2 separate regions of the Homo sapiens genome follow, and region 1 is linked to region 2. A link is a loop called in an ENCODE intact Hi-C map of the cell type or tissue named here. Cell type or tissue: dorsolateral prefrontal cortex. All regions are shown on one strand. Each heading gives the region's core, and the rest is flanking DNA. Links, peaks and the distances in the headings are about the cores only.

Evidence for each region. Hi-C counts contacts between places; a loop is a spot of excess contacts. Peaks named below come from ENCODE experiments on the same cell type or tissue, not always from the same donor. Only the 100,000 strongest peaks of a DNase experiment are listed, where the experiment ranks them.
Region 1: it touches region 2 in a loop (2.0-fold over the local background); 3 of 110 quality-filtered maps call a loop at or near these places.

The regions. Positions count from the first base shown.
Region 1 is chr18:10,024,843-10,040,757 of GRCh38, forward strand. It overlaps LOC105371983 (a long non-coding RNA gene), which reads right to left and starts at 4,103. Exons shown (of 3, transcript XR_935135.2): 1 at 3,872-4,103; 2 at 2,962-3,078; 3 at 2,398-2,510. RefSeq lists a silencer at 7,628-7,777 and an enhancer at 10,238-10,739. In dorsolateral prefrontal cortex, for the core only: CTCF peaks have their summits at 7,711 (motif pointing right) and 7,912; a DNase peak (open chromatin) is centred at 7,650; H3K4me3 peaks cover 1,036 bases; H3K27ac peaks cover 875 bases; H3K27me3 peaks cover 576 bases.
Region 2 is chr18:10,433,755-10,449,669 of GRCh38, forward strand. No RefSeq gene overlaps it. Among named protein-coding and RNA genes, the nearest start is that of APCDD1, 13 kb to the right of the region's middle. In dorsolateral prefrontal cortex, for the core only: CTCF peaks have their summits at 8,912 and 9,113; DNase peaks (open chromatin) are centred at 8,977 and 9,448; H3K4me3 peaks cover 493 bases; H3K27ac peaks cover 2,828 bases.

The sequences.
Region 1 (15,915 bases), core at 4,218-12,217, 410 kb before region 2:
GTTTTTTTGAGACAGAGTCTCGCTCTGTTGCCCAGGCTGGAGTGCAGTGGTGCGATCTCAGCTCACTGCAATCTCTGCCTCCAGGGTTCAATTGATTCTCCTGCCTCAGCCTCCTGAGTGGCTGAGATTACAGATACCTGCCACCACATCTGGCTAATTTTTGTATTTTTAGTAGAGATGGGATTTCGCTATGTTGGCCAGACTGGTCTCGAACTCCTGACCTCAGGTGATCTGCCCACCTTGGCCTCCCCAAAGTGCTGAGATTATAGTCATAAGCCACCACACTGGGCCATGTAAAGAATTTGAATACACTTCTTCACATTTCAGTAAAGCTCTTTGCATGTTTTTTTGTACAAAAGAAAATCATTTCAATACTTGTTAACTTCGCAGCCATTGTAAAAGATCACTAGTGAAAGATGCTTCTGGGTATACATCCAAAAGATTTGAAATCAGTGTCCTAAAGAGATAGTTGAACACCTGTTTGCATAGCAGAATTATTTACAATAGCCAAAAGGTAGAAGCGATCCAAGTGTCCACTGACAGATGACTGGATCTACTACTCACACAACGGTGAATTACATATTCACACAATGGAATATTATTCAGCCTTAAAAGAGGGGAAATTTTGACCCATGCTACAACATGAATGGACCTTGATGACATTATGCTAAGTGAAAGAAGCTGGCTGCAAAGCAAAAGACAAATGCTGTATGATTCCACCCATATGAGGTACCTAGAGCAATCAAATTCATAGAACAGAAAGTTGAAGGGTGGTTGCTGGGGCTTCCAGGGGGCGTGGTGGGGGTGAGATTTCGTGTTTAATGGATACTGAAGTTTTGTTTTGCAAGATGAAAAGAGTTCTGGGGGTGGATGGTGGCAGTGGTTGTACAGCAATGCTAATGTACTTGATGTCACTGCACTGCCCACTTAAAAATGGTTACATTTTTTGTCATGTGTATGTAACCACGATTAATACAGGCTATAAAAATACTGTTAAAGAAAAGAGCGCTAGTTAAGGAAGCAACTCATCATTTCGCCATCTGGGTCATTCATTTTAGGAGCCGCTGGCCAAGCCATGAGCTGGGCTCACAAGACTGATAAGAGCAGTCTGCATAACTCACTCTGGTGCTCCGCATCCAAAACCAACAGGGCCTAAATCTGGTTGAAACCCATAAGTCCTGCCTCACTCTCACTCTCTTCTTTCTGACACAGAGGTCCTCTTGTCTGGATCTGGAAAGCAGTTGAAATACATAGGACCTGCCCCTGCCCGTTTGGTGTTCTTCCCACATTCTGCAGCATTTGCAGTCCCCTTCATGCATTTCCATGTGTATGAGGAAGATTTTCCAACATCAAAGTAATTTTTGCCTTTCATCATTAAAGAAAGCCTTTGATTCAACCACAATCATCTCTGAATGAGGTAATTCCTCTGAATGTTTCACTTGTAAGAATTGGCAATTCCTAAGCAAGACCACCGCCATATTGATTAAAGACGTCCACTTGGTTGGCCCTTCCAGCCTCGCCAGGTCAAACGTAACTGGAGGCCGGCCTTCTCCCACCCCAGCAAGCTGCGTGGACAGGCGACTGTGTAATGGGAAAGCTGTGCCATGAGAACGTGTACTTCCTCCACAACCACACGCTCATGTGTTGTTTTGTAAGCAACATTTCTGCTGAGGAAAGAGCAGCTGGGCACTTAAGACTCCTGGCAAAACCATAATGGTGGAAAACAAAACTTAACCTATATTTCAAGAAAAGCTGTGTTCTGTTCCCCTGATCAGCATTAGCCTGTAGGTATTTAGTTGAATTAAATGAAGGGAATGATGAAATTAATCCACATTAAAAAGCAATGAATAGTGGATTCATTAACCCAGAGAAGAGGTGGAGGGCTGCATCGTAAAAACAAAGCTCAAAGCCAAGGCTCTCGCAGCCACACCCCTGGGGTGGCTAAAACTGCAGCCGCTTTGTTAATTCTCAATGAATAATTAACCGGAGGTAGAAATATTTTTGAGTTTTAGGAGCTCTGTGTCTGTCGGTGCATCGACTGTTTAATCGGAGGCCTCTACAGTCGGTAGTTTTGGTTCACCCTGATTTTAGACCTCTCTTCTGTTCTTCCTGTTTCAAGCTCCAAGGTGGCTCAGTCCTTTTCTTCCTCCTGCTGAATCTTAGGGGGAAATTCTAGAATTATCATCATCATCCCCTTTTACAGATAAGAAAGTAGAAAGTTAAACAAGTAATTTTCTCAAAGTCACATACTGAGAAAGAGGTTGGATCCGGGAAGGTGAAAGAGGTTGGATCTGGGAAGGTGGATTCAGTGGATTAAGTGAATTAAGTGGATTAACAGCCTGGCCCTTACCCCACCTGCTGGATTGCCTTATGTTACTGGGGTATTTGCTCCCCGTTTCTTCCGGCTTCAGTCAACAGGGGCCCTGCCACTGTCAGCTCCCACCATAGGAGGCCTTCTGCTGCCGGTCCTGAACTCAGAGCCCTGTGGGCACAGTGAGACCTGCTGGGCCCTGAAAGGAGAGCAGAGAGCAGAGTGGCCACTGGCCTTGGAGGATCAGAGTGGTGATCTGGATGTGCTGGGATGATGTTCTGGTTGGGTTTTCTAGTCCATTCTGCCTGGGGTATGACAGAATTCCTGCTGGCAGAATCCCAATCCTCCCCTTATTGACATACATGGTTGCTCCCTAGGAGGCAAACTGGTTCTGGGATGGGGAGGCTGGATGGCCTCAGCTGTCTGCCTCCAGCAGGACCTGGAACCCTGACCACCCATCTCCCTGGCCTCCCCATCTGTCCTTGTGGGTTTGATATGAAGGGGCATGGGCACTATCTGCCCACCTTAAGAATGAGGGCAGTAGGGAAGTCCATGATTTTCTTCAGGGGGTCTGGAACCCTCCCTGAAGGGTAATATTCTAGCATTTCCCTTACTAAAGCAGAACATCCTCCACTGCATTCAACACTTACCATGCACACGACACAAGGCTGGACGAGAGCTATGTGGCTGGGTCCCGAGACTGGCAGGCAGCTTGCATGCTTGATGGAAGCAAATCCTTGCTAAGATGTTTCTGTTTCATTCGACACCTAGATTTCATATGTCCCAAAATTACTTACTTAAACTTTTCTTTTTTCATTTTATACTTTGAGGCCCAATAACCATGTAAACCTTGGCTTATAGTTTCCTGACTACTCTCAGAGGGCGTCATTTGCAGTGATGTTTCTTCTAGACCTTTTTTTTGGGTACATTCTCCGGGTTCTATTGTATACTTCACTCTTTTCTCTGAAATATGTGATTATTGTTTAAAAGCACTGAGTGACAATCTACATAAGGTGGTGTGTGAAGTACTACGGTATTCCTGTTATTGCTACTAGGTTTGAGTCCATGACATCTAGTATCTTCTTGCCTCTCTTCCTTTTGACCTGACAGTTACCAGCCATCCACTCCCCTCTGGAAACTGAAATCTGCACAGGCACATTTCCTTCACAAAGAGTTCACTTGACCCTGACCCAAACGTCCTCAACCTTGCATTTGACCCAGATCTGGCCCTCCTCACTAAAGCCTCCTGCACTGGCCTCCATCTGCCCTGGGGCCCTTTTCTTCTCCCAGGGCAGTTGTTTTGGAGTCTGTTTATGGCCTGTGCAGACACTTGGCTGAAATTTACCTCAGTCTCTTTCCTTTTTTCATTGAAGTTCTTATCCATTTTCTAATCGTGTCCTGCCTCCAAAAGAAATTTCTCTGTTATGGTCTTCTTCAAGCATAGTTCTCTAAATTTCAAATGGTTTAGACAGAATAAGCTGTGACTGTAGAATTCTTGCCAGAATAAGCTATGACTGTAGAATGTGACAGGATAGGATGCCACCTCCTCCCCGGACTCACATTTGACTTGGACTTTGCCTCCCAAATCCTCCTGGACATCCATGTGGGACAATGACTGCAGACCTCATTGCTTCTCTGCCCACTCCTTCCCCTCATTTGATGTGCTTGTCACGTTACTGGGGTATCTGCTCCCTGTTTCTTCTGGCTTCAGTCAACAGGGGCCCGGTCACTGTCAGTTCCCACGATAGGAGGCCTTCTGCTGTCCGTGCTGAACTCAGAGCCCTGTGGGCACAGTGAGACCTGCTGGGCCATGAAAGGAGAGCAGAGGCCTAATGAAGGCTTGTGGCTAAGCGCCAGCATCTTTCACAAGAGGGATGACAGGTGAACCAAGTGAGGAAGAGGAGGAGAGTGAAGAAGGAAGGTGAGCTGGTTTATGCCCACAGAATTCCTGCAGAGTTAGGGCTGAACCTCACTCACACACGGCTGGTGGTACCTGGGCAGGACATTCTGCCATTCCCATGTACAGCACGGTGGGTTCCTGACACATATCTGAGGTGTTTTAGTGGGGATAAAGCTTTTCATTCCACTGGTTGAAAATGCTCAGGAGAAGTATGTCCACCTTGATGCTAGCCACGCTAAGGTGTGACCGCACCTGTGTAAATCCTTCAGAGAATGAGAGATCGGCTCAGAAGGGAAGAAGAGAAAACCTTGGGTTTGGGTCACAGAGGGAAAAAGAAGACACTGGGGAGGGGCCAGGGTGTTACCCTGTGTCTGTCTCTCAGTTCTGGACAATCTGGGCTCAAGTGCACACAGGTACAGGGACATCAGCTGGGCCATGGGGTCTGGGAGGAGATTGCCTGCTTCAGGAAAGAGGTGAGACCCTGGCGATGCCTACCATAGGTGTTATTATTTATTATGAGTCCCAGGGTTGGGGGATGTTCTAAGTGGTTTTCCCTCAGTTGAAGTGGGAAGAGAAAAATGACTGGGTGTGATTTTATGCCGCTAATACACAGAGATGATCCGCACTCTGGGGCACTTTAAAGTCAGCATTTTAAGAAGCGTTGTGAGTGATGTCGCAGCTGTGAATGGGTCTTGTCCTTCGCAGTGAGGTGAGGACTGGCTTTAAGCTCCTCCAGTCTGCCCCACAACATGTGAAATTCCCTTTGTGCTTGGTGTTTGTGAAAGAAGTGTCCACTCTTGGGACGAGAGCATCCTTATCACAAGTCCGGGCTCTGGAGCCAGCTCCCAGGGTTTTCATCAGGCCTCGCCACTGGCCAGCTGGGCGGCTTCGTGTGAGTTACTAAATCTCTCTAAACAGGGTCAGTGACACGATTTGTGAGGCCCAGCACAAAATGAAAATGTGAGACCCCTTTCCAAAAATTAGAAGAGGGCATGCAGCTGAGCACTTGGCACTGTGTTACTGCCTAGGTTGCTGCCCGTGGAGCTGGCCTGGTCTTCATTTCAAGTGGATTGAAATTGTGTGGATTCAACGCGTTATTACTAAAAAGGAGCTTAGAATGGGCATTCGTGTTACTCAGAGGTGCGACACACAGGTTCAGAGAAGAGCCTTCACTGGGGTCAGGCAACTAGGGTTTAGCCTTGCTGTCCCACAAATGTACAGGGCCTCAGATAAGTCCCTTCAAGCCTTTAGGGTCTCTACTTACCGAAAGGACAGGAAAGGCTTCCCTACATCCCTCAAGGGCAGAGAGAACTCGCATTCTCTGATAGGACGAGCAACTCATCCCAGTACGATGGGACTCCCAGGGTCTCCCTCTGTCAGGAGCAAACCAGGATGGCTGGTCACTACATTTACTGGGATTTTGTCAGGCTTTTCCTGTGCAACCTATGTGCCTCGTCTCATCTCACTTAATCTCCACCACAGTGCTATGTATGAGACAGATAACATCACCCTCCTGTGACAGATGTGAAATCTGAGTTTTGAGAGGCTACGTGTGGCTGGGGTTAGTTAGAATTGGGGCTGGACTGCTCTCATCTCCAAAGCCTGTGCTTTCATCTGCATCAGTGATCCTCAAATGTTCACATCAAAAAAATGGAGTGATCCTCAATTTGTTCACATCAAAATTAGTGGGAGAGGTTAGAACCCAGAGGTTCTGATTCAGCAGTTTGGAGAAGGGGCCTGAGAACGTGCATTTCTACAGTTCCCAGGTGATGCTCATGCTGTGGTGCCTGGACCCCACTTTGAGAACCACTGTTCTGGGCCAGCGTCCTCCGTCTTGGGCTTTGGAGATGCTCGGAGAGCAGCTGGAGAGCTTTGACAATGACAACCAGGACGGGGGTCCACCGCAGAGGCTCTGCTGTGATTGGTCTGGGGCATGGCGTAGGGGGAAGGGTTCTGGAAGCTCTCCCATCATGCAATGTCCGGGTACAGCCAGGGTTGGGGTTCCTGCTCTGTACCTTGCTGTGTCCCAATGTGTGAAGACGAAATGAGGCAGTGGGTGTCAAACGGCTCTGCCACAAATGCAGGTGTTAGGTCTCCTGGCCAGAACGCTGCCGGCGCAGAACCCAAATCAGATAGTCGAGTGCATGCCTGGGCCCTTACAAACGATTAAGACCAAATCAAGGCCAAAGAAAATGAATAACAGATGTCTGGGAGATGCTGAGGCCTTAAAAGTGTTTATCACGTCTGACTTTGAGAAAATATTGGCTGGGATCAGATAAGAGGCAACTCCCGGGGCCAGCGGTGCCTTGTCCTAAGGTGCCCGCTGAGCTCAGGAGGTGCGGGCTGCAGGGCCCCAAGCAGGCGCAGGCGTCCTCCAGCCCCGGCTTCGACAGCTGACTGCTTTCCTTCTACTTGGAAAATGCTTGCTCCACTTTAGCCCACTTGTGATGGTGTCGCGGAGTAGCAGCTGTGGGAAGGGGCTTCAGGAGTTGTGGTCCTGCTCAGACAGGATGCTTGGCATTTGGGGATGGGTTGGTGAAGTTAGAAACAAAACCAAAACCCACAAACACAACAAAACATCAAAATAACAATCTCCCCCTCAACACCCAGTTAAACTTGAATTTCAGATACGCAATGAAAAATTTTGGGATAAGTATGTCCTATGCAACACTCGAGATGTATTAATACTTATACTAAGAAATTACTGTCCGGTCGTGGTGGCTCACGCCTGTAATCCCAGCACGTTGGGAGGCCGAGGCAGGTGGATCACTTAAGGTCAGGAGTTCGAGACCAGCCTGGCAAACACAGTGAAACCCCCGTCTTTACTAAAAATATAAAAAATTAGCTGGGCGTGGTGGCGGGCGCCTGTAATCCCAGTTACTCAGGGGCTAAGGCAGGAGAATCGCTTGAACCCGGAAGGCGGAGGTTGCAGCAAGCTGAGATCACACCACTGCACTCCAGCCTGGGCAACTAGAGCGAAACTCCGTTTCAAAAAAAAAATTACTCGTGGGTTCTCTGCATTCCAATTTTAGCGGGCATCTTGCGTGTTCTCTGTACCCCTATCTGGGGAGGGCTTTATTTTCTTCAATGGCGTCCCCGCGTCAGAGCCTGTGTCTTGCACTCTCCCCCTGAGTGGGTAGCAGAGGTGTTATCACAAGAAGGAAGGTTCTGGGGAGTCGAATGACAGGCTTATGCCGCTAGCAGGGCGGGCGTGCCAGGGACTAGGCCGCTTCGCAGGTTCGCTTTTCTCCTTTCCATTGCGCTGAACTCAAGGAGGAGAAGGGAAAGTGGAAGCTGCTCCACACACAGCTGAGTGTGCATGGCTGCTATGTGACAGCCTGAGGTCTGTTCGGTGACCCCCGGCCCCTCAAAGGGCCCGCAAAGACTCAGAATTAGCTCCACTTACCACGGTGCCCGCGGATGGGGGTGCGGATCAACACCCCAGCGGAAGGCCGCTCCTGGGCCCCCAGGGCCTCGCTGGCGGCCACTTGGGGGCAGCAGGCGGCAGCAGACGCCCACCCTGCCGGGGAGGTGGGGCCCGCAGGCCCCAGGACCGCTCTAGGAGCCCGGAAGGCCTGCGCAGGTGGGGGGCACCGTGTTCCGGAAGCCTGGCCCCGAGCGCTGTGCGGGGCGCCCGGGGACGCTCAGCGAGTGTCTGTCCCAGCCCTGAGCTCAGTGAAAGATTGCAGAGTCCTGGGCCCACGAGGGGGTCTCCGCTGTGTCCAGACGCCCTTCAGAGCAAAGGAGCCACAGGCGGGCGCTCTCCCAGTGTCTCTCGGGAAGCGTGACCTCGACTTCATGCCCGGGAGAAGCGGCCAAGGCCGGGCCGCGCCTGTCCAGGGAAGCCTGAACGGCCGCCCTGGGGTGTGAAGGGTGCGGGTGGGGGTGAAGTTCCTGAAGGTGAGGAGGGACTCACGCTCGGTCAGATCTGACGGGGGTTAGGAAGGCAAAGAGTTATTTTTAAAGCTCAAGAAAAAGAGAAATGAACTTCATTTCCTTTTTGTTTGGCTCCAATTCCGTGCCTGACTATTCTTTTATGCTCAGGGTTGCTCAGCAGACACTGAGGCTGTGTTTTGTTCCAAGGGACTGAGATCAAATATTAGTTTAGCGAGGGTGAGAAACATGCTCTGAGTAACGTTCATTCCTGCTGCAGTAAATCTATGAGTGCCCGATGTGGGAAAATCAGACCCCGAGCCCAGCTGCCCAGACGAGCCTCTAGCGTTTTGCCTGTTTATGGACCTGCTGATACATTTAATGTCGGGAAGCCCGGGGAGGGCAAGGCTAACACCCATGCAGCCTTTCTAACCTCTTGTGGAACTAGGAAAACAGTGTGAGCTTCCAGGAGTGTGTATTTGGGAGGGGACACATATGCCTCCACACATAACAAAATCCGTGTGCATGCTTGTGTGTACCGTTTACATGTAGTGTGTGTGTGCACCTGCATGTGTGGGTTGGTGTGCATTTCTAGACGGCAAGAAATTCCAGTAGAACTTTTGACTTTCGTACTATTCTACAGACATTCTTTTCCATCCGTCCCCTGTAATGATGACTTCAATGGGTCAGATACTCTTGAGCCTTTTCATGAACGATCTTTGCTCCAAGTCTTCCCTCAGCTTCTCACTGCCTGCATCCTTCCGCGATTAGACTGGGATCTCAGTCTATTCCCAGAGGTCTGAGACTCTCGGCAGCCCAGCAGTCGTCAGAGAGACCATGGCGGGAGGGCATCTTAGCCTTCACTCCTTCTACTGCAGGTTTGAAACTCAGGCTCCCTTAAAGGTAAACCAGGATATCACACAGATAATAATAGTATGATAATAAACTCACATTTGTATGGTGAGTTAGGATTTACAGTTTCCCTACATTTTTTTCATTTAATCCCAGAGCCAGAGCCACCAGAACGTATGTGGTCCTCACATGTTCCTCCACAAAGAGACTGATGGAGAGACAATGAGGTTAGGTAGACAGCAAGAACAATTTTGGCCGCCTCATTTTCTCAACTAATTTGAGATTTCTCTTCCAGGCTGCTGGTGCCAAGAGATGGGTGGATCGACAGGTCTTGTTAGCAAGGACAAAGGAAATTGTTTTGTTATTGGCTTAGCTGTTATTTAAAATAAAAACATAAACATAATTAAAAATAAGCACTTTGGCCAGGGGCAGTGGCTCACGCCTGTATTCCCAGCACTTTGGAAGGCCGAGACCGAGGCAGGCAGGTCACTTGACCTCAGGAGTTTGGGACCAACCTGGCCAACATGGTGAAACCTCGTCTCTACTAAAAATACAAAAATTAGCCTGGTGTGGTGGCGCGTGCCTGTAATCCCAGCTACTGGGGAGGCTGAAGCAGGAGAATCGCTCGAGCCTGGGAAGCAGAGGTTGCAGTGAGCCAAGATCATGCCACTGTACTCCAGTCTCAGGGAAAGAATGAGGCTCTGGCAAAAAAAAAAAAAAAAAAAAAAAAAAAAAATTAGCCCTTTTGGTATGGCTGTGTTTTCTCTACACACATGAACAGTTTCTTTGAAAGGACAGCTTCCTTTTCCTGACTGTGCATCATCTGACCAAATTCCAAACTTCTGTAATTCAAGGAAATAATATACTTTGTGGAAAAATTAGAAAATATATATTAGCAAAGAAAGAATAAAGGCAAGCCGTGTGCAGCCCCATTACTCTGAGATGGCCGCTGTTGCTGCCATGGTGGGCCTCATCCCAGACTTTTCTCTATGCAAGCACAAACACACATGCTCAACTCAGTTTATTTTATTTTTACAAAACGGAAGTCATTCTGTACATACTGTTTTGTAATCAAAATTTTTCTTTTTGATATATCATGAACATTTTGCCCATCATGAAATATCCTTTTAAATTGTATGCAATTCCACTGTAAACATGTGGGTTTATTTGACATCTTTATTGTTGGGCATTTTATCTTGAGTGCTTAGAATGGAAACTAATTAACCCAGGATAGGAAGGTGCTCTATCTTTTATTCTGAAGATGTTATTAACATAGATTTCCATGGATGGTGTAATGGGCCTCTAGAGGGTGGGGCCAGGTGTGGCGATGGCCCAGGAGATTCTCAGGGGAGCCTCTTCCCTCAGGAGCCCCAGGAGGCACCTTTCTCTGTCTCCGTGGCATTTAGATCCGTGGAGTATGTTCACCTGAGTGTGACCTACAAGCTTAAGGTATTAATCCATGTTCCTCCCACATGGATTAATATCCGATGTGAAATTAGTAGGGAAAAAAAGACGTGCTCCGTGGCCACTGAGCCCTTCCCAGCGGGAGGATGCAGAAGTTGGAGGAAGAGATACTGTTACATCCCGCGGGCATTAGCTGCTTGTGGTTGGGAGGCATGCCTTTGATAATCAGCATCAGTATCTCTTTCATGTCACTGAACACAAAATGAGGCTGCATCAAAGAGCCTGTTTTAGAGAAGAAATTGTTGAACAGGCTTGACTGGGTTGAACGATACCAGAGGGGCAGGATCAGAGCACAGGCCGGTCTTCCCGGCCCAGCCAGGGGCACTCACTGGCCTGACTGCAGTTCCGGCAGCTCAGAGGTTGTCACAGTGCACGCGAGTGCCTCCCCACTCGACCCTTCCATGTGCTTGGCAGCAAGGGGCATGAGTCACCTGGTGGCCAGGTGTTTGTTACTCTGAGCTTTTGAGGTGCTGCAGAACTCCAATTACATAGCCTCCCTGATTTTTTTTCCCTCCTCTCTAATACTGACTTTTTGTTAATGCCAACCTACTAGTAGATACTTGTTCTTCTTCTGACACACTTGGGCATCCAACAAAAGCTTGCAAAAGAACAGCTTTTTGTTTGCTTGCCTTCAGGAATCTGGTTCAGTGAGCACTCCAGATATGGAAGGGCTTTATAATGATTCACAGCTTTCTTTGCTGGCCTTCAGGGGAACGTGACCTGCTTAGGTTCAATTTTGTGCATGTGTGACATAATTTTCCCTTCAATAATACAGACAAACCCTGATTCTAACTCCCAGTCGAACCCACTGGTCTTCTGATCTTTTTGCATTGCTAGCATTATTTAGTCTTAAATGAATTACTTTTTTAAAAAATGTTAGCACTATCTAAAGTGAGGAAAACTCTCACAAAGAGTTTTGTATGAGAATGAAAACACATGATGTGTTTTAAACATTGGAATCCCAGAAGGAAGAAACAAGGTAGTGTTTTCAGTTATTTCCACTGAGGAGGTTTAAACAGGATAGATAGTCATGTATTAAAATCCCCAACCACTGTTTAGGACCAAGCCAAAACTTTTAAAATAGCTTTTGAATGGAGAAATGAAAGGCTCAAAACCACTGGGTAAAGTTGGAGGAGGATCGCCTCTTCTCCCTGGAATGCTTTTGCTGGTTTTTGTCCTCTTTGGTTAGATCTCACTGGTCTCGTTCCTTCTTTCACTTTTAATTGGACTGCAACACCCAGGCAGAAAACTCAGTCCCAGAAAGGATCGGAGTGGCATGGCAAATGTGAGATCAGAGGCAGGAAACCATGATGACCTCTTAGCATGGGAATGAGCTTTAAAGAACAGTGCTGCCTATCCTGATCCGGGTACCAGGAGACAGACAGCCCCAAAGGAGTGATGTGCATTGGTGAATCCAGATGTAGACTTTTTTTTTTTTTTTGAGAGACAGGGACTCACTCTGTCATCCAGAGTGGAATGCAGTGGCGCAATCATAGCTCACTGCAGCCTCGACCTCCTGGGCTCAAGCGATCCTCCTACCTCAGCCTTCCAAGTAGCTGAGACCACAGGAACACACAACCACACCTAATTTTTAAATTTTTGTAGAGATGGGGGTCTCACGATGTTGCCCAGGTTGGTCTTGAACTTGTGGGCTCAAGTGATCCTCTGCCTCAGCCTCCCAAAGTGCTGGCATTACAAACATGAGCTATTGTGCCCAGCGAGCCACAGATTTTCTTTATTAGGATGGAAGGGCTGAACTTTTTTTGGAGGTGTGGTGTTGGAGAGTTGTGGGGGGGAGCAGTGTGGGCAGTACATTGTAGGGCGCTGAGGATGTTGTTTGTTTTGATCCATACCTTGGAATCAGGAGTAACAAATATCGAAATTGGGCCCCTACCAAAGAGTGTACGCTTCGGTCAATATAGGGTGAACAGCCTTACTAAGTAACTAACCTGGTCAAAATTATTACAAGCAAGCTCCAAGTAAGCCAACGCAGACCACCTGGTGATGGGAGGACTTTGCTAACCTCTGTGAGACACACAGCTTGGGCCAGTCCATACATGGTGTTTGCTTTCCACAGGGCTTCCCGGCTGGACTGGCACCTCCTCCTCACACTGAGAAGCTCAGGTTCCTCACTGGGCCCCAGCTTTTGGAACTCAGGCCCTGCATGGCATCTCTTGTGTCCCTGTGCTTGGTAAAAGGCCTGCGTGGTTTTGGGTGAATCCATGAAGCTGGGCCCCAGTGGACTCTGTTAGTGGCATTCTCGGTTTCCTTCCATCCCTGCATTGCTCCTTCTCAGATCCATCGTCCTCCTCCCACGTAGACATCTGTCTCAAGGGACTGTCCTCACCTGCCTTCTTCTCTTCCTCTCCCTCCTCCTTCTAATATTTTCTCATCTCAACCCCATGGTTTTGTCCATTTCCTTTATGCACGCTTGGCCTGCAGGTGCCTTGGGGAGAACCCACATTTTAGTTCATCTTTGTACCCAGTGGTGCTCAGCACAGCACCTGGCACACAGCGGGTGCTCAAGACATTTGTTAAATATGTAAATGTATTTTATACATTAAACAAGTACATAAATGATGGATAAAGATGACACAAAAATGAAGTCCACCAATAATGTAAGCGTTATCTTGGCTGGTGGTTTTGCCCAAGAGCAGGGAAGATGTGCCCAGGGGGAGGCTGGGAATGCCCTCTTGCCCTGGGAGATGACTGCCCTCCTGACCACGTGGCACACAGCATGAGCGGACTTTGAATATGTGCACTTCTGTTATGACTGCAACTGTTTCCTTGGGAGAAGGAACCAAAGTAAGGAGGTCCCGTGTAAGCCATTGATACCCGAGGCCCTGCAATCTGGCTTCTCCCTGCCAAGGGCATCAGAGAGAGCAAGGCTCTCAGTGTACTAATCAACCTGTGTCCGTCAAACACACATGGCTGTGCTATGCATGGCACAGGGGAATGACGTGATCAGTAGTAAGAGGAAGAAGACAGACTGGAAAAACCCAAAATGTGTGATATCTTAATAGAAATCCCATGATTAAATCAAGGATCAAGTTTTTTTGTTTTTGTTTTTTTTTCAGATGGGCTGTTAGGGTCCCTTAAAAGCCACATTCTCTGTCCTGGCATAGCCATCCTGGGTTGAGTTCAACAAGTGTGTACTGAGCCCAGGACATCTATACATAGGCAGGATATGCACACAGATCATTGCACACAGGGAGCATCTAAGGCCCCCTGCTGGTGCTGGTGCTAGTGCTAGGGTAATGAAGACAAGACATTTGTCTCCAAGAATCTCGCTGTCTGACTGGGGAGGCCAACATGGCAACGTGTAATTTACAAATAGCATGTGGAGTGCCCTGCTATTTGTGCTCAGGGACAGGGAGGCACAGAGGAGGCATTCTCAGTTCAGCCCAGGGGTCAGGGAAGGCTTCCTGGGGAAGGTGTCTTTGGGAATTAGGATGGGTTTCTCTGTTTGAGCACATCATCACTTATTTCCTTTGCACCGAGTCTCTTGAAAGCTGATACAAAGCGAGCTTGGTAGTCTTGCACTGGAGCTGGTTTGGCAGGTTGAAATCTGGATTAGTAAACCAAGGTTTCCCTGGATTGTCTAACTTAGTGGATACCTTGGGACAGGCTTCCTACCTCACCCTGCTGCAGTGTGCTCTCCTGAAACAAATGCCACAAATGCTTGATGTGATTTGCCACTAGCTGGTGCCTGGGAAGTCTGGGTGCCCTGTGGCACTCCTGCCTGGGACAATGTAATGGATTCTGGCAAATGCATGTCTCCCAGGCACTGGAAGTGCAGAGAGCCATGAGCTGATACTAGAGGTAGCTGCACTCACGTGCCGAGTGCAGAAATCGTACATCCATTGTTTACACAATCATAAATGGGAGCGTGACATTAAAAGAAGATTAAAAGAAAAAGGAAACAAGGAAAACCCAACCAACCAGGAGAACAAAATCTTTAATCCTAAACTCCCATGAATCAGTTTGAAACCAAACCATATATTTTTAATTTATTGAACTGAAAAAATAAGGGCATCAGATTGTTTTAAATTCAGCAGATTTCCATTTTGTTTGGCTTCCTGGCCACCTATAGGATGACTAATAAGAGGATTAAAGAGGCTGGGTGTGGTGGCTCACACCTGTAATCCCAGCACTTTGGGAGGCTGAGATGGGTGGATCACCTGAGGTCAGGAGTTTGAGACCAGCCTGGCCAGCATGGTGAGACCCTGTCTCTATTAAAAATACAAAAATTAGCTGGGCCTGGTGGTGGGTGCCTATAATCCTAGCTACTTGGGAGGCTGAGACAGGAGAATCACTTGAACCTGGGAGGCGGAGGTTGTAGTGAGCCGAGATTGCGCCACTGCACTCCAGCCTGGGTAACAAAGAGCAAAACTCCATCTCAAAAAAAAGAAAAAAAGAGGATTAGAGAGAAGCTGGAGCATCCTGGCACATGGCAGTGATGAGACATCAGGCTCCTTCCACTTGACTGCTGGAGAGCAGTTGTGTCATCTGCCCCCAGGTTTCCAGTGGGGCTGGTGGTTGAGGACACCCATGCCCCATCAGCAACTGTGCCCAGGCCTCCTCAGCAGCTGGAGGTTATTCTCGGCTTCTCTTTTCCACGTCTTGACTCTCAACTCAGTTTCCTCAACTGCAGAATGGAGATAATGCATGGCCTGCCTCCTCCATAGTGATTTTGAGTTTACTGTATTTGTATATATCTATATTGGAGTTAACTTTCATTGGGCTAGTTGACTTCATATTGAATTTTATAGACTTACACTGTCCAATACAGTAGCCACTAGTCACATGTGGCTATTTAAATTTAAATCTAAATTAATTAAAATTAAATAAAATAAGAGAGTGACATCTGTGAAAATGAGGGAGTAAGGATCTTCAAAAATTCCCACCTCCGTACAAGCAATGAGAACAGTGGCAAAAACTGTCAGAATCAACTTTTCAGGACTCTGGAAGTTAACCAAAGGCTTGCAGCAACTCGAGAAGTGTTTGCTCAAGAAAAATGTCTGAATCTTCATAAGAACAATGAGTTTTATGATGTTTTAATTTGCCCTATTTCCATACATACCCTTATCCCCTGGTCTCCATGGTAGTCTTGAAGATATGCAGCCTTCAATTACAGAGAAAACCAGCAGCCACTGGAGGGGGCAGAATAGGGATGGAGTGCCTTCAAAGGCCTATTTCCAGAGAGTTGTCAGCATTTGACCTTTCTGTTGGTTCCCTGGAAGATCTCATTCTCAAGGCTGTCTTTATTTGAGTTGACTTGAAGCTTTCCAAGTGTAAACAGACTTTTCTCCAGGGCTGTTTGTCAAAAAAAAAAAAAAAAGAAAAAAAAAGAAAAAAAAATCAGAGGCAATTATTGAACATCTCAGCGACCTGGATAACAGTTCACTGGATAACAGCTGGGGCAAATAAAAGGCTGACCAAAAAGCTTAAAAAGAAATTTGGGAAGTGAGACGTCCATACAGACTTTGAAAAGCTCCAACGTATTCCTAGGTCT
Region 2 (15,915 bases), core at 5,063-13,062:
TCCCACCCAGGTCACCTCCGGAGCTTCCTCCCTGCCTGAGTCTCACCCTCTTCTAATCAGTCATTCATACGACTTTCAAAGTGATTTTTTAAAAACAAAAACCTTGTGCGGGGCACAGTGGCTCATGCCTGTAATCCCAGCACTTCAGGAGGCTGAGGCTGGCAGATTGCCTGAGCTCAGGAGTACAAGACCAGCCTGGGCAACAGGGTGAAACCCCATCTCTATTAAAATACAAAAAATTAGCTGAGCATGGTGGTGGGTGCCTGTAATCCCAGCTACTTGGGAGGCTGAGGCAGGAGAATTGCTTGAACCCAGGAGGCGGAGGTTGCAGTGAGCTGAGATCACGCCACTGCACTCCAACCTGGGTGACAGAGCAAGACTCTGTCTCCTCACCGCCACCACCCCCCCCAACCCACAGCAAAAAAAAAAAACACCTTGTGATTCTCCCATGTTTACCGCCCTTTTTATGACTCCCAGTGGCTTTCCAGTTAAAGCCCCTTGACCTGGCCCAGGACAATCAGGGTGTGAATTATGCCCACCTGTCTGGTCTCATCCTCTTGCTGTTCCCAGGTGGCCAACTGTCCAAGTTTGCCCAGGACTGTCCTGGTTTTTGTCCTGCGTTGGGGAACCTCTCAGCCCCTGGCAAGCCAGGGAAATTGGTCTCCTCACCTGGGCCCTTCCCTACAGCCCTAAGACTTCCCCAAAGTCTTCCTACCTGGGGCTTCCCCCTTGGCATTTACAAAAGTATGCCTAGGATGGTCCTCTCCTTTTATTCCTCCTGCAAAACCCACCCAGCATCTCCTCCTCTAGGACAGTGGTTCTCCAAGGGTAGGCTCCCAACCACCAACAGCAGCAGCCCCTGGGGGACTTTCTAGGACTTTCTTGGGCCTCACCCCAGATCTATTGAATCAAACTGTAAGAGTGGGGCCCAGCAATCCTCCAGGGGGTTCTGGGGCATGCTGAAGTATGAGAAGTTTGGGAGCAGTGACCTGCTTCCCAAAGCAGACTTGCCTAGTCCCCTCCACACATTACCATGGGCCTGGTTCCTATTTTTATTATTGTACCCATCCCACTAAATTGCAATTATCTGCTAACATGTCTATCTCCCCAACCCAACTACAATTTCTTTGCAGTGTTGCCACTTTCTGTTGCTTTCCAGGTAATATCAGTCTATGTTTATATATCCTTGGCAGTTTTATTAGCTCTTTTATTAAGAGAACATGCTTCTTAAGTTATATTTAGTCTCCTAAGTCAAACCATGTCGGAGAGAAATATGTAATCCTAGTGAGAGGATTGTCAGAAAATGAAGAGGAGCAGGTGCTTATATGCTTCCTTGAAGTATCTGTATGGGTAAATATTGCCCTAATTCTCAATAAAAGTCACAGATCTTGGATACTGTCATTTAATACTGGAACAATAGACAGCTTTTCTCCTGCTCTAAGGATTGCCACCACTTTTCAAACTATCTTATCCCTTGAACTCTAAGGCTGTACACTGAACTTTCAGGCACTTTAAAAAATAAAAAACAAAACAAAGCCTCTGACTTCTCCCAATCACTCCTGAGCATTTCACAGTCTGAGTTTGCACTGTCTTTGTACTAGGAAGAACCCTCACTTTTGATCTCAATTAAAAACACTACCACATGTCTGCTATTAATAATGACAGCAATTTACTTCTGTTGAAATTGAAAGGCTTCGATTCACTTTGAAAATCCTAAATGCATTTCACATGGTTTACAGTCATATTTCAAAGCTTTCTTCTCCTTTATAGGTTTTTCTTTCCTTTGTGTTTTTAAAATAGGCTTAATCTTCAAAGTTTATGGTGGCCATTTGGTGTCTGAAGATGTAGATCTAGGCATACACATATGTATGCATATGTGTGTATGTTTATATTGATTTTATATTGATGTTGATATTTATATGTTGTGGTCAAACAAACCGTTCTGCCTTCTGGGCCAGCTTGTTATTGTTCATGTGAATATAATTTAACTGGTTTTGTTTCCAGAATTTTTACTTGACATGTTGAAAGTCAGTGAATCTAATGAAAAAGAAAAGGAAAAAAAACCTTGCAATGAGGAAACATGATTGTTTTCAGCAAACCACATGTGACATTTCAGATGTATGTTTTATATGGTATTGTCTTGAAAGAGCATACAATTGGCATGATTTTTAAAAGTAAATCATTAGGAGAAAACCTAAAACAACTAATTAACATTCATCAAATACATAAGAAGAAATGTGATTTTGACCACATCAAATGGCCAATCTTCATGCGCTGAACATTTGAAAAACAGATCCTGATTCAAAAGGATTTTTTCTCCCCCAAACAAGTGCTAATGTTCTGGAAGGGCTAGATGGGTCCGGAAAGGACACCTGGAAGCAGTTAGGGTAAGACTTCCCAATATTCAGTAGGAAGCAAATCCTATGCCAGGGCCTTGGCTTGCCGAAGGACTCAGAAAACAGGTTCAAAACTAGGTAAATGGTTTGTAAGGTTATAACTTGGAAGATTCACTTTTAAAGTTGTCTTAAAGCCATTAACAACAAAGTTTGGGTTTTTGACTGGAATTCATTCAATCGAGTAGCTTAGCTGTCCCATTTTTGCTGAATGGACACAAAATAAGCCCACGTGCAATCATGCAATTAACTACAATATAGTTAATCCAGGAAATGTTGTATCTTTATGATGGAACAGCTGAGCATTTTAATTTATTCATTAATTTATTTGTTCATTACTGAAATAATGATTGGGTCCATTAGATGCTCTACAAATTAAATCTTTTTGCACTTGTTCAGTAACTATTGTGAATTCCTAACAGATAGCATATTTTATTATATTGCCTTTTTAACTTAAGTTTGTGCCCAAGAGTTGAACAGACCAAATATTTTAGGATTATATATTCATGGAGCCATAAAGTGAAAGGCGTAGATAGATGTTGGAGTGGTGATTAACGAGAAACTAGATGGAAGTGACAATATATTGGTGAATCAAAAGTAGGCAGGTAAACAAACTGAAAATTCAAATGCTGCTGTATTATTATCTCCACAGGAGTATGCAATTAAAATCAATTAAATATTAATCATAAAGAACTCAGTTAAAATAACCAGATTTCAGTGAACATACAGAATATGCAAATCTTTGCAATGAAGTTAACATGGCATACACTATCCTGAACAGACTAATGCAGGAAAAGAAAACCAAACACTGCATGTTCTCACTAATAAGTGGGAACTAAACATTGAGTACACAAGGACACAAAGCGGGGAACAGCAGACAGTGAGGCCTACTTAAGAGTGGAGGGTGGAGAGGATCAAAAAACTACCTGCTGGGAACTATGCGTATTATGTGGGTGTTGAAATAATCTGTACACCAAACCCACAAGACATGCAATTTACCTATATAACAAATCTGCACATGTATTCCTAAACTTAAAATCAAAGGTTTTTTATTTAAAGTTAATGTGGCATAAACATTCACCAAAATTCCACTTTACAGCATATCATTTATATGAGCCCTTTAAAAAAAAACTGGTATTATTTAGTAAACCAATTATTCAAAATGTATCAAAATTAGAGGCTGGAAATAGCCTTTTAAGACAAATGCAATTAAATTAAACAGGTTACTATAGTCAAGTGGTCAACAATTTCTGTATGATTTTTCATGTACTGCTATCAGCTATTTTTGACCCTTGCTTATTAATATAATGTTAAAAATCTCATAGTCAATATGTTTATAAATAGTTAAACATTTAAAATTATACACACTTTCTCAGGTTAATACTCTTTGTCCTTCACTTCTTATTTGAGACATGAAATTAGCAAATTTCAGTAATCTCCTTGAAGTTTTAAATTTAGCTTTAAATTTTATATAGTGCAATTAAAGCGCCTTCTAACTTTAGAAGAAAGTTCAGTGGAGAAGAGATCATCTTCCATTTGCCTCACCTGAAGGAAAGAAATCAAATTTCTCCAAATTTATAAAACATTTAGAGCCGAGGTCTATTATCACTATTTTTTTTTTACCACATTAGTCCTATTGATTAAAGAAAAAAAAAGTGTCACACTGCTATTTCCTTAAGGAGACATATAGGAAGACTAAGATTTTTAAAATGATGAGATGAAGGTAAACCAAGCAATATTTTAAAGGTTATCAATGATACATAAATCTTGTTCCTTCATGGTTGACTATGCTTTTTTGAAAATCTTGCCTTAGCACTTTGTGATAAAGTGATTTAAATATCTGGCTCTCAGCTCATTTATCTGATTCTTTGCTGTAGTGGCTCTGGTGGCTGAAGATGGCAAGACTCACATTACATAGCTACAAATGGAAGAAACTCTATTGGCTGGGCATCCTAAATCACACCACTTATTTTTCAATCCCATCCACCAATTTCATCAGTGTTTTAGAAATTTACATAAAAAGTTTTCATTTCCTTACCTCAATCAAGATTTTGCAGTGTTCTGTTTCTTTGCAAACTAATCAGAAAGTTTTGCACTTTAATTTTTGGACATTAAATTGGACATTTGAGAGAATTTTCTTTCCAACTGTTTGAAAAGAGTTTGGAAGAGTTTGGAAGAGTAGAGATATGAAGGTTTTTGTATTATTTTAGTAACAAAATCATATAATGATTGAAATAATCACAAACATCTATTTTCATCTTTTTCTACAGCAAGTGTTTCTTTTGAAACCCTTCCTTCCTTCCTTCCTCCCCCCCCTTCCCTCCTTCCTTCTTTTTTAAGTCACTTTTAAGTCACTTTTACTATTATTTATTTTTGAGGCTTGCTTCTCTAGGAGATAGCTTCCCACCGACCACCCAACAAAAACCCTGCTAGGTAGCTCTCCACTGACATGGAATGAATTTTTGTTATAGAAAAGGTCAGAATTTCTAAAACATGTTGCCTTTTATTAATAAGAAATAATGCACTACTTATTTGTATATTAGACAACTTTTCTAAGAACTTTACCATAAAATAGCAGTAAACTTCAGTGTGGTAGAAAAGATTTTCATGTTAACTCAGAATCTCATTACAAAATATTGTAAGTATTTCCATTTAAAATTCTTAGTGAGGCCAGGCATGGTAGCTCATGCCTATAATCCCAGCACTTTTGGAGGCTAAGGCAGGTAGATCACTTGAGGTCGGGAGATCAAGACAAGCCAGGCCAACATGGCGAAACCCCATCTCTACTAAAAATACAAAAATTAGCTGGGCATGGTGGTGTATGCCTGTGGGAGGCTGAGGCAGGAGAATTGCTTGAACCTGAGAGGCAGAAGTTGCAGTGAGCCGAGATCACACCATTGCCCTCCAGCTTGGCCAACAGAAGGAGACTCCATGTTAAAAAAAAAAAAAAAAAAAAAAAAAAAAAAAAAAAAAAAAAAAAAAGATTATTAGTGAATATTAGTGAAAGATCCAGTGGCTGACACCCTAGGCAGATGACATGCCACCTGTCATGGACTGGAAGGGAACAGGGAGAAAAGGTGCCTCCTTCTGTGTGGGGGTCCCCATGGGCACACGGCATTTGATGTGTGATTCAAGACTTCCTGACATACAGACCAACTGAGGATCATGGGCCAGCCTATGAATTAAAAATTAGGGAATCTTCAGTATTTCTTATTTTTAACATAAGAATAACAATAAGGCAAAGTACTACTATTTCCTTCCTGTCCCAACTAAGGCAGGAGGCACACACACACCACTTTGGAAACCTCCTCCCTGGCTTTCCCAGTCATGCCCTGTGTTTCTATCCTCCAGTCTCCAACCTACTTTCTGCCTGGGAAGAGGCAAAGCTATAGCTGCATTGAATGATGTAACATCAACACGTGCCAGTAATACCCTAAAAAGCTCTAGCTAAGTCTATGTTCTCCCTAGAAAACCTCTACCTACTAGGGGTTAGGGAAAGCTTTGATGATGTTCCATGAACTTTGCTGGCAGGGCTTACCTAGGAGTAAAAGCTCTCTGAGCACAGGGAGGGGCATGGGGAGTTTCTTCAACCTCTCTCAGTACACAGGGTTGGGACTCCAATAGCCCAGGCCTGAGCCTGTGACAATGAATATGACACGCTGAGCTCACCTCCCGGCAACCCAGGCATCCCCGACTTCTCAGGACCACAGTCCCAGGTGTCGGAGATTTGAGTCAGCTCTCCTGTCTGACCTCTCATCTCAACGTCCAGCGTCGTCCTCCATCTTCACGTCTCAACACGTTACTTTCTATTCCCAATTTGTTTTCCCTGGCTTCATCTCCTAGATACCTTCTATAAGGAGGCCTGCCAGTTTCCTCCTTCTGAGCTTTAGAGAAGATGGAGGGAATTTCAAGTGGGTTGAGTCAAAGGAAAACACGTGGGCCTGCAGAGCCCAGGATCAGCCAGTCCTCAAACCTGGCTTCCTCTTGACACAGTCGCAGGGGCCGGAATCCACTCAGGAGCTCCAGTGCAGAATCAGGCAGCCCCATGGGGCAGCCATGCAGAAAGCCTGAGTAACTTCAAGGGGCCCCAAGGCAGAAAGCCCCCAGGAACACAAAGGGAGTCCTCCTATGCCTAATGCAGTTAGTAAGAAAGGAACTCTCATTTCTGTGTCTTGTGAGGTGGTCACACAGACCCAGCCCCTGCCTAAGCCCCATTGCCTCTCGGTTCGTGTCCCCATACCTGGACTCTATGCCTTCTCTGTCTTTTCCTCCTATCCTTGACCTCTTTCCTGGTTCAGGACACAGCTTTTCTCATGATCAAAGAAAACTTGGATTCTGTTGGAGACAGGAAGCCCAAACCCAGAGCATGAGGCTCCCGTAAGGGATTTTTCTTCAAGCGTGCTAAGAAGTACAAGAAGAGGCCATGGGGAGAGGAATCTTAAGGACCCTCCGACAACACAGGCATGATTCTAACCATCATCTCAGGAGGTAATCAAAGCTCAAAGACCAAACCATCTGAGGGCACTGAATGCCGACTATGTCCCAGGGACTGTCGTAAACGTCATGTAATTTATTCTTACAGTTCCCTTAGATAGTTATGATGATGATGCTCATTTTTCAGATACAGCGACTGGCATCCAGAGATCTGCTGTAATGACCCCACAAAGCTAGTAATTTCACAAAGCTAGTAAGTGATAGCCCGGGTTGCACCAGGTCTCCTGACTCTGTCCAGTCCTCTTTCCGCCATCCACAGTCTGTCTCAACTGTCAGGTATGTAGAAGGTCTTTAAACATGCGAGCTCACTTCCCACTTCTGAGGCTGTGAGGAAATGGTACTCCCTTCACTTTGGGCATAAAAGCAATGAACATAATCCAGGATATGAGAGAAAATTTTCTGCCTTGTCAAATACTCCAAACATCAGTCTATCATTGGCCTCTAGGGAATCAGTTCATTATTACAAGCTGAGTGTGCAGACAGTAAGTAGACAATTACAGGAAACCCTAGGGACATCTGTCAGGGTCTTGTAGTAGACATTTTTCATTTTTTCTGGCCTCCCAACTAGGGAACTCCATGGACGTGATTAGTGGAGGAGCCCACCTCCCACAGAAAAGCTAAAAATGCCTGCCCCCTCACAGGTAGGGGGTTCAGGTATGAGATCTAGGTATTGCCAAACAGCCCATCCACCCTAAGTTTGGATCATAAGCTTGTGGTGATAAGACGGGTTCTCTAGGAATCCTTTCTGCTATGGGTGGGGGCAGCAGGGGCAGCCAGCCACCATTTCAGAGGGGACAGGGCCATAGTTCTAGTGGCTATTTCCAGAGCCCAATGTCAGTGGTGTCTGTGAGGCAATCTGCACTGTCCGGTCTGATGGTGCAGTGACTATGTCTTTACAAGGCCAGCTCTATGCTTTGTGATTAAATTAACCAAACTTAGCTTCTGCTGCTCTACAACTGAAGGCCCTCCTAGCTTGTGCAATCTGATAAGTGGATCCAGGGCTGTCTGGAGTACTGCAGTCTGCTCTCATAATTGGCTGTGGACATGGTCCCAGGCAAAGGCCAGCACCGGGAGGAGCTCACCTGCTCAGCTTCTCTCTGGGCTGCTCACCCGTCACCACTATTGAACTTTCCATGGTCATCTCATCGAATCTTCACAGCAGCCATCAGAGATCAGCTCTGCTGCTGCCACCACTTTACAAAGGAGAAAGTGGGTGTTCAAGAGATCCAGTGATAGTGCTGGGTGTGGTGGCTCATGCTTGTAATTTCAGCACTTTGGGAGGCTGAGGTGGGCAGATCCCTTGAGGTTAGGAGTTCGAGACCTGACTGGCCAACATGGTGAAACCCCATCTCCACTAAAAATATGAAAACTAGCCAGGCGTGGTGGCACGCACCTGTAATCCCAGCTGCTCAGGAGGCTAAACCTCCTGCTCTTGAACCCAGGAGGTGGAGGTTGTAATCACCCGAGATCGCACCGCTGCACTCCAGCCTGGGAGACAGAGGGAAAGTCTGTCTCAAAAAAAAAAAAAAAAACAACAGAGAGAGAGAGAGAGATCCAGCGATGCATCAGAGTCACACCGATACAGTGAAAACCTCGTTGCAGCGCATCAGACACCAACGTCCGCACTTCTACATGCTACAGCACTCCAGCCTCACCAGCCATTCCTCCCAGACTCAGAGCTATTTATTACCACACAGATCAGCAACTCGTTGCTAACCCTGACAGGGGTCTCACCTTTGATCCAGCATGAACTGATTTTAAAATGGGGAACAGGTTTCAACCTAGACATTCAGACCTCTGCTGCCAATAGCACAAGTTTGAGACACACCTCAAACAGCCAATTCAAGTCATGTCAAATGCAGCTGTGACCTTCAATGCGACTGAAAAAATGTTTGCCTAAAAAACTGTTGAGTACTTAGCCTTAAGGAACAGAATAGAAAGTGCTCTTCCACCATTAGGCAGTCTGTGGCACTCTCTCCTGGGAGCCTGCTGCAATGTCCTGCCTTAGAGGACAAACACCCTATCACTGATAACACAGTCTAGTGGTTTTACGTTGCCAGACCATGAAACACTATCAGAATCCTCCCTGTGCCTCTGATCAGCTGCCTCTCTGCCTTGGCCCTGTGGGTCCTAACTACCGTGGTGCTACATCGTTAAAAATCTCTTTTGTCATCTGTGTTGAGGCTGGGGGAGGCCATCATGGAGTTGGGACAATAGAAAATCAGTGCTCTGAATGCTCATTCAATGCAGATACAAGGCCCAATAATGCCTCCTTGTGCATGGGTCTTTTTGAACAGACGGTTTGTTTTAGTGTTACAAAGCCATGTTGTCTAATCTAGTGACACGTCTCCACTTTATGTAAAAGGAGTGGGTTCTGGACTTTATGGTTTTAATATTGTCTTTTTTGTATGAATGTTCATGTTAAAATGCTCAAAGAAGATTGTAAACTGGCTGGCAGTATTAACTTTGTCCAATTCTGCTTTGTTTTTCTCTAACTTATTCAGTTTATTCATATTACCATGTGTATTTTGTAAATGTATGAAGTGGGCACCACACACACGTGCACACACACACAAAGCTTGATTGTTTAACAGCTGCCTAAAGATGGCTTCATTTGGGTAATAATATACAATGTCCTTTAATACCATTTTTTTGTGTGTGTAAATTCAGGCTGTATTTTAGTCATTATGCATATTTTATGAACTTTAAATTAAATTGCACCCCAAAAAGAAAATGAAAGCTAAACCATCCCATTTCTGCTTTTGTAACAGAAGTTTTGTAAAAACTTCATAAGAACTTGTATCTCCACTTGAAATGAAATTAACTTAATGGGTCGAAGACACCACATCTTCATAGTGCTAGAAAAAGTTGTTCTACTTCTAAAGAAGAAAATAAACAAAGGGGAAATTTCAAATAAACATGGACAGTACACCTCTCAGTAGGACTAAAAGAAACTTCTCTTTGCATTTCCCATGTCTTTTAAAGAGTCATGAGGCTTACTGCAGTCCAGAGAAATGTTTTTAGGTTTTTTGTTTGTTTTTGTCTTTTTGTTTCTATTTATTTTAACTTCAAAGAGTTTTGTATCTAAATGGAATAGAAAGTGCAAAAAATTGCATGGGAAGTCTGGTAAGAACATATCTTTGCTTTCATCTGCAAGATTGGCAAACCTCTAGCAATCCTCCGGTGTCTGTCAAGGTCTGTACCACTTATTTATTTAAGCCAGGTACACTAATTTTTATAATGAGCTATAAATAAGCTTGTTATGGCAGACATTTATGAGATTAAGGTCCCAAACATAAAGATAGACTACTTATCTTTTCCTTAGATAATAGTGAAATACCAGAGTAATTTGTTTGGGTCTTGGGCCAGCCATCACTCACTCCACCCAGCCCCAGGCCACTGTCGCCAATTTTGGAGCCTTTGACACATCTTGAGATCCATCTAGAGCCTGCAAAATCCATCCTGACACAGCCTGCTACTTGCAGGTATCCTCAGCCTTTTCCATCTCACAGTGTTCTTGGACAATACGGAGGATCATCACCATATTCAATGCCAGCTCTTGCCAGGTGTGGAATGCATCAACTGCTCATCTATTGGAAAGGACCTCAGGAGTGGGGCCACAGGCCAGCAGGGACGAGCACTAGAAATCACAGATCCCCAGCTTGCTAGTGATGGAGAAATCACCACTAGGAAATGGAAGAGAGTGATCAAGACAAAGTGTGAGATAAAAAGTTGGTAGTCTTTGGTTACTGCCCTGCATGTGAAGTCTTTCTCAGTAATACCTTATATCCCCTCTCTCCCAGGGGAGAGTGAGGAGAAGGGAGGGAAAGGAAGGGGAAAGAAAGGGAGAGTGAGGGAGGGAACTGTATGTGAGAAGCAGACAATCCTAAAAATCCAACTAACAGGTGTGGTGGCGATCTGTAGACAAGTCCCACTCTTCCTTTTTGCTTTCACGTGGGAAAGAGAAAGGTTTTGCAACCTGATTAATGGCTCAGATAATTGAGATCCTGGATCTACATTACATAAAGTGGAAAACAGAATAGAACTAGATAACATTTACAAGTTAGAACAGAACCAAAAGACAACACTCAGTGACGTTACCAAATTCCCCACCCCCGGCTAAAATCAATAAATAAAACGACCACAGCTATAATGTAAATGAAAGAGAAATCTGGCTGGCCCAGGGCTCAAGATAAACACAGCAAAGCCAAGTCTCCACCACTCCCTCCAAACTCACACCCCAAGAGGGGGAGGGCGGTCTCTGAAACACAGGTCAGTGGTTCACCGGTGGTAAAGGTGACAGCGACACATCGTGAGTGCCATGGAATTCCACCTTTCCAGGTCTCTTCTGGCTCAGGGCTTCACTTGCAGTTTAAATGCAAAAATCCAGATAAAGGCTAATGCTTTTGAACTTACAAATTATTTATATTTTAGCATGAATGCATTTATAAGATCAATTCTTATTCTGTTAAGAAAGAAAGACAGAGGACATAAGAATACTCTGGTATCTTTTGGGAGGATGAGGGCAGAAAAAAGAAGCCCAAAGAGATGAATGTTGAGCCCTGCAAAGCAGAGCACAGCGCAGGGGACCTGGGAGTGAGAGAAGCTGGGAAGTATTTCTCACTGAGAGTCTTTCGTCTAGTCTGGAAGCCTTCTGTTCCTTCCTAATGAAAGTAGTGGTGCACTTAAGAACATGGTGTCTGAAATACAGTGGATGCTAAGTAAATATTCATTGAATGTATGAGTGACTCAAAGTAGACATGGAAAGCACATGTCCACGTTCCAAGCAATAGTCATAATAGGTGGCATAGAATGTGGGAGGACTTAAACGGAGGCAATCGGAGCTGCAGCCCCTTGGGCCACCCCACTTGACCATGGATGAAGCACATTCAGGAATCAGGCAGTGCATTAAGTACTTTCCATCATCCGCTTCCCTAACCCACCATAGACTCTAAGCAGCAACTCACATCGCTCTTAGGACCACTGGCTTGCACAAGGAGTCACAAGTGGCAAGTGATAGAATCAGAATTTTCATCCTGTTCCGACAAACCCCAAAGCCTGTACTCTTAACCACAGGTGATGCTGCCTCCCTTCTTATGGAAAAAGTGAAAATATATTATGATTCCTTCAACTCTTATCACCAGTGTTTGGCAAGACCTTAGAGATAACTCAGTAGATTCTCTTGGGAAATTCTAGAAAACCACTGGTTTTCAAATGAAGAGTGTATCTGCCGGCAGTAGTTCCCACACACATGTGACTAGACTTGTCACTGTAGAGATCTTAATTTTCAAAAATATACATGTGTAAGAGGAAGAATAAGATTTGGTTCTCAGTAAAGCTTTGTGGAACAAAAAAAGGTCTGACATGCTTCTCTCCTTACTGCTTGGCTCTCTGTATACGGCATTCTTCAAGGATTGTGCTGCAACAATTCTTTTCCTTATTCTTCTTTATTCTCAGATCTACCTATTCTCTGGCTGGTTGGAGAGAGATAATTTTGTTTTCAAATTATTTTGGTAATAGATGATTTCAGTTTTTGCTTCTCTAGAAGTCTCTGGCCACAGCCGTGCTTAACCAGCCACCTATCTCTTGGAGCTAACCTGGCCAGCAGCAGATAGAATACAGCATATTTGTCAGCATCACTTATTATCCAAGGTGAGGATTTAGGTCTTGGAGCTGGACAACACATAGGTGGATGTGTCCTCTGGTGGTAGTTGTAGTAACTCCTGACTGGAAGCACTTTATAGTTCCTCCATTCCAGCATCTTCTACACCCCAGGGGTCAGACCTGCATGAATGAATGCTTGGGTTCCATGGCAGGGATTTCTTTCTGGCACAGTGGGAGGTGAATGTGTGGGAGGGGGTAGGGGAGGGTCTTTAAAGCAAAGTTTTGTGCAGGTGATTGGTCAAGATTTAAAACCCAAGCTATTGAATTCAGTACAATAGGCTGGGTCAGCCGTCTTCAGATGGCTTTATAACAAGACGACCCACCTTGAAGAGTGTTTGCTTTCATGAGGTCTGTCTGCCACAGTGGCTTCCATGGAATTGGTGACAATGTGCACCAAGTTAATTTCAGCTTGGGGTGGGAATGGCTTCGTCTCTTTTCCATAAAGCATGAACAACTGCTGCCCTTATCGTCCCCTCCCTGTATTCTTGGAGGGCCACTAGTCTTAGCATACTCTGCACATCCAGCTATGCAGTGGCAAAGAACGTTTTCTGTACTTTGTTCTGCATTAAAATACAGGAAAGGCAGTTTGAGGACCTATAAAGTATGGCAGATTGCACACGGGAATGTGGCCTCTGATGTCTCTGCTTGTCTGTCACTCTCCCAGACAATCCAGGCCTGCTCTGCAACAAGAATAGATTCTTCTGGAATGTTTTCCCCATGGCTCACCCTCATGGAAGCACAAAGGCCATCCCACAGAGGGGCACAAAGGAAACAGCTATGACGAGCAAGGCCAACACAACACAAAACAACACCCACAAGTACCACAGGTAAGACTGACATTGCTTAGTTTACTGTGTTAAAAGACTGTATAATGGTTAGAAACCAGGGGCTTGTGGTGAAGTAGAAAATACTTGGATACCAGAACAGGAAAGCCTAACATATCTTTAGAAGCAGCAAAGGTGGAATTGATGCAATGAAGAAAGGAATTTGTGATGTGGTATACACATTTAACAGGAATCTGGCATACAATTAATTGAATACACATAATGTTTCATAAGGCCCTTGCTTTCCAAGTTTTTAACCATTATGAGAGATAAAATATGACCTTGAAGCACAGGAAGTGGAAGTGGAGGTGGAAGAGGCCCTAAAATGAGATGAGGAGACCTGGAATCTAAATAAGAGTTCATACTCAGGAGAAGGTCTGACTTCAAGGGGTCTCGGTTTCCTCGTAGCCCTAAACCCTCCGCTGAGACTCAAGGCTCTCTTCCACCCATCACGGGTGGACATCACCTCCGCAAGATGAAGAGTTCCACCTAAGTGCTGCTTGCATCTACTTCTACTGATGATTTTGGAGTTGCTCAACCCTCGAGTTCCAAGAGAAAAGCACAAAGGTCTGGTCTAAATGCCAGCAGTACAGCTTTACAGTTTACCACCTGCTGCATCTCTGGGGCACCCTGTGGACACCACATCTGATGGAGACTGTGCTCATCCAGCTATCTCACAGGGGGAGATGTTTTGCGCCCACCGCTGTATGGCCGTCCCCACTGACATAAGATCAGCCAACTGATTGACCTCTTATGCCCAGAGACTCCTGCCTAAACCTGCTGTCCTGTAGCTCATTCTGGATGAGCTCATAGCCATGTTGATCTTTTGTTCTATAAATTCTCCAGACTTTGGTTGGTGTCCTTGACCCTGCTTCAAGAAATTTTCCTTGCCACTGCAGAGCAACGTGTGCTGAGTACGCAGACTTAGAGGCTCTCCAAGAATACAGGGATTGGGAGTAGAAGCAGCAGATAGTTCATGCTTTACACAAGTAAGGCTAAGCCATTCCCAGACCAAGCTGAACTTAACGTGGTGCACATTATGATGCTAGTCTCTTCTCCAGTATGATTTGCCACCATATTTGCTGTTGTTCATTTAACTCGAATGGGTCTGCTGGAGTAAAACATTTGGTTTCATCTAATCAATCAAGAGTCTATGAAGAGTTACTAATTTAGGCACTGGGCTAAAGCCTATGAAAAATTTAGAGACACAGTGTAAGACAATAAACTATACAAGCATGTAAGGTTTTCTTAGGTTTATAGGGTTAATTTATTTTTGACTCTGGGGCATTTTTTTTTTTTTCTTTTAGAGACAAGATCTCTGTCTGTCGCCCAGGCTGGAGTGCAGTGGTGCAATCATAGCTCACTGTAGCCTTGACCTCCTGGGCTCAAGCGATCCTCCCACCTCAGCCTCTCAAGTTGCTGGGACTAGAGGCATGTGCGACCATGCCTGGCTGATTAAAAAAAAATTGTAGAAACAGGGTCTTGCAGTGTTTCCCATGATGGTCTCGAACTCCTGATCTCAAGCAATCCTCCAGCCTTGGGTTTGTGTCTGTTTGTAGAAGTTTTCTCTTTTTGTAAGGACAGAAGCATCAAAGTCACCAACTTCTGTATGTGAAAATAAAACACATTCTAAGTTAGCACCTGGTATGCTCTCGCAGAACAGAAGGTACATAAACCCTCAGCGCCTGTAGAGGCATCTCAAAACTCTCTGAACTTCAAGTTTGCGTCTTTACATTAAACAGCCTTGGCTGTCCTCTGACCCTCAAAAAAAATGGCATGGTGATCAAAGGAGACCATGTATTTGAAAAATCTTTTGAGCATTTCAAAGTTTTATACAACTATGGAGATTAGGCATCGTGTGAACTTTGTGATGTTGAATTTGGTGGCCCAGAGGACTGTTCTGTTTTCGCTTAGCTCTGCTTTAGAGACCTAAGTTTCAGCTAGATGAAATGTGATTTCATATGGCTCCTCTCCCTGAATATGCACAATCCAAAACACACACACACAAATGTGTACATTCTAAAAGGACTAGTCAAGTCCTAATACTGAAAATTTCAGAGATTCATGGCAGTGGGCAGCATTTTAGTAGTTAGCTGGTCCACTTGCCTATCTTACAGCGTGCAATAATCTGTTTTAAACACTAAAACGTTTGAATATTTTATGCATGAAATAATGAACTATAGTACCAGATACCAACTGCAATAAATGTCCAAATAGCCTATGTAACATTCCTACCTTTCCCCTTTAGCTTGAATGTCTCAAAACACATCTAAATCAATTTTTCTACTTTCTACTTTTTTTTTCTGTCTAGTCTTAGAGCTGCAAATAGCACCTTACTGAGAGCCAGAAAACCCAGTGACTCTGCCCCTTTAAAGTTGTGACTTTTAGGCAAACCACTCTTTGGCCTCAGTTTTCCCATCTGCAAAGAGAGACTAGTAATAGCTGAATTATCTCAATGAAAGATAACACTGAATGTAATGTTACAATGATGTAATCAGATGGTAGATTGCCACCCCAGATGGTCAGTTGAAGTAAAACAT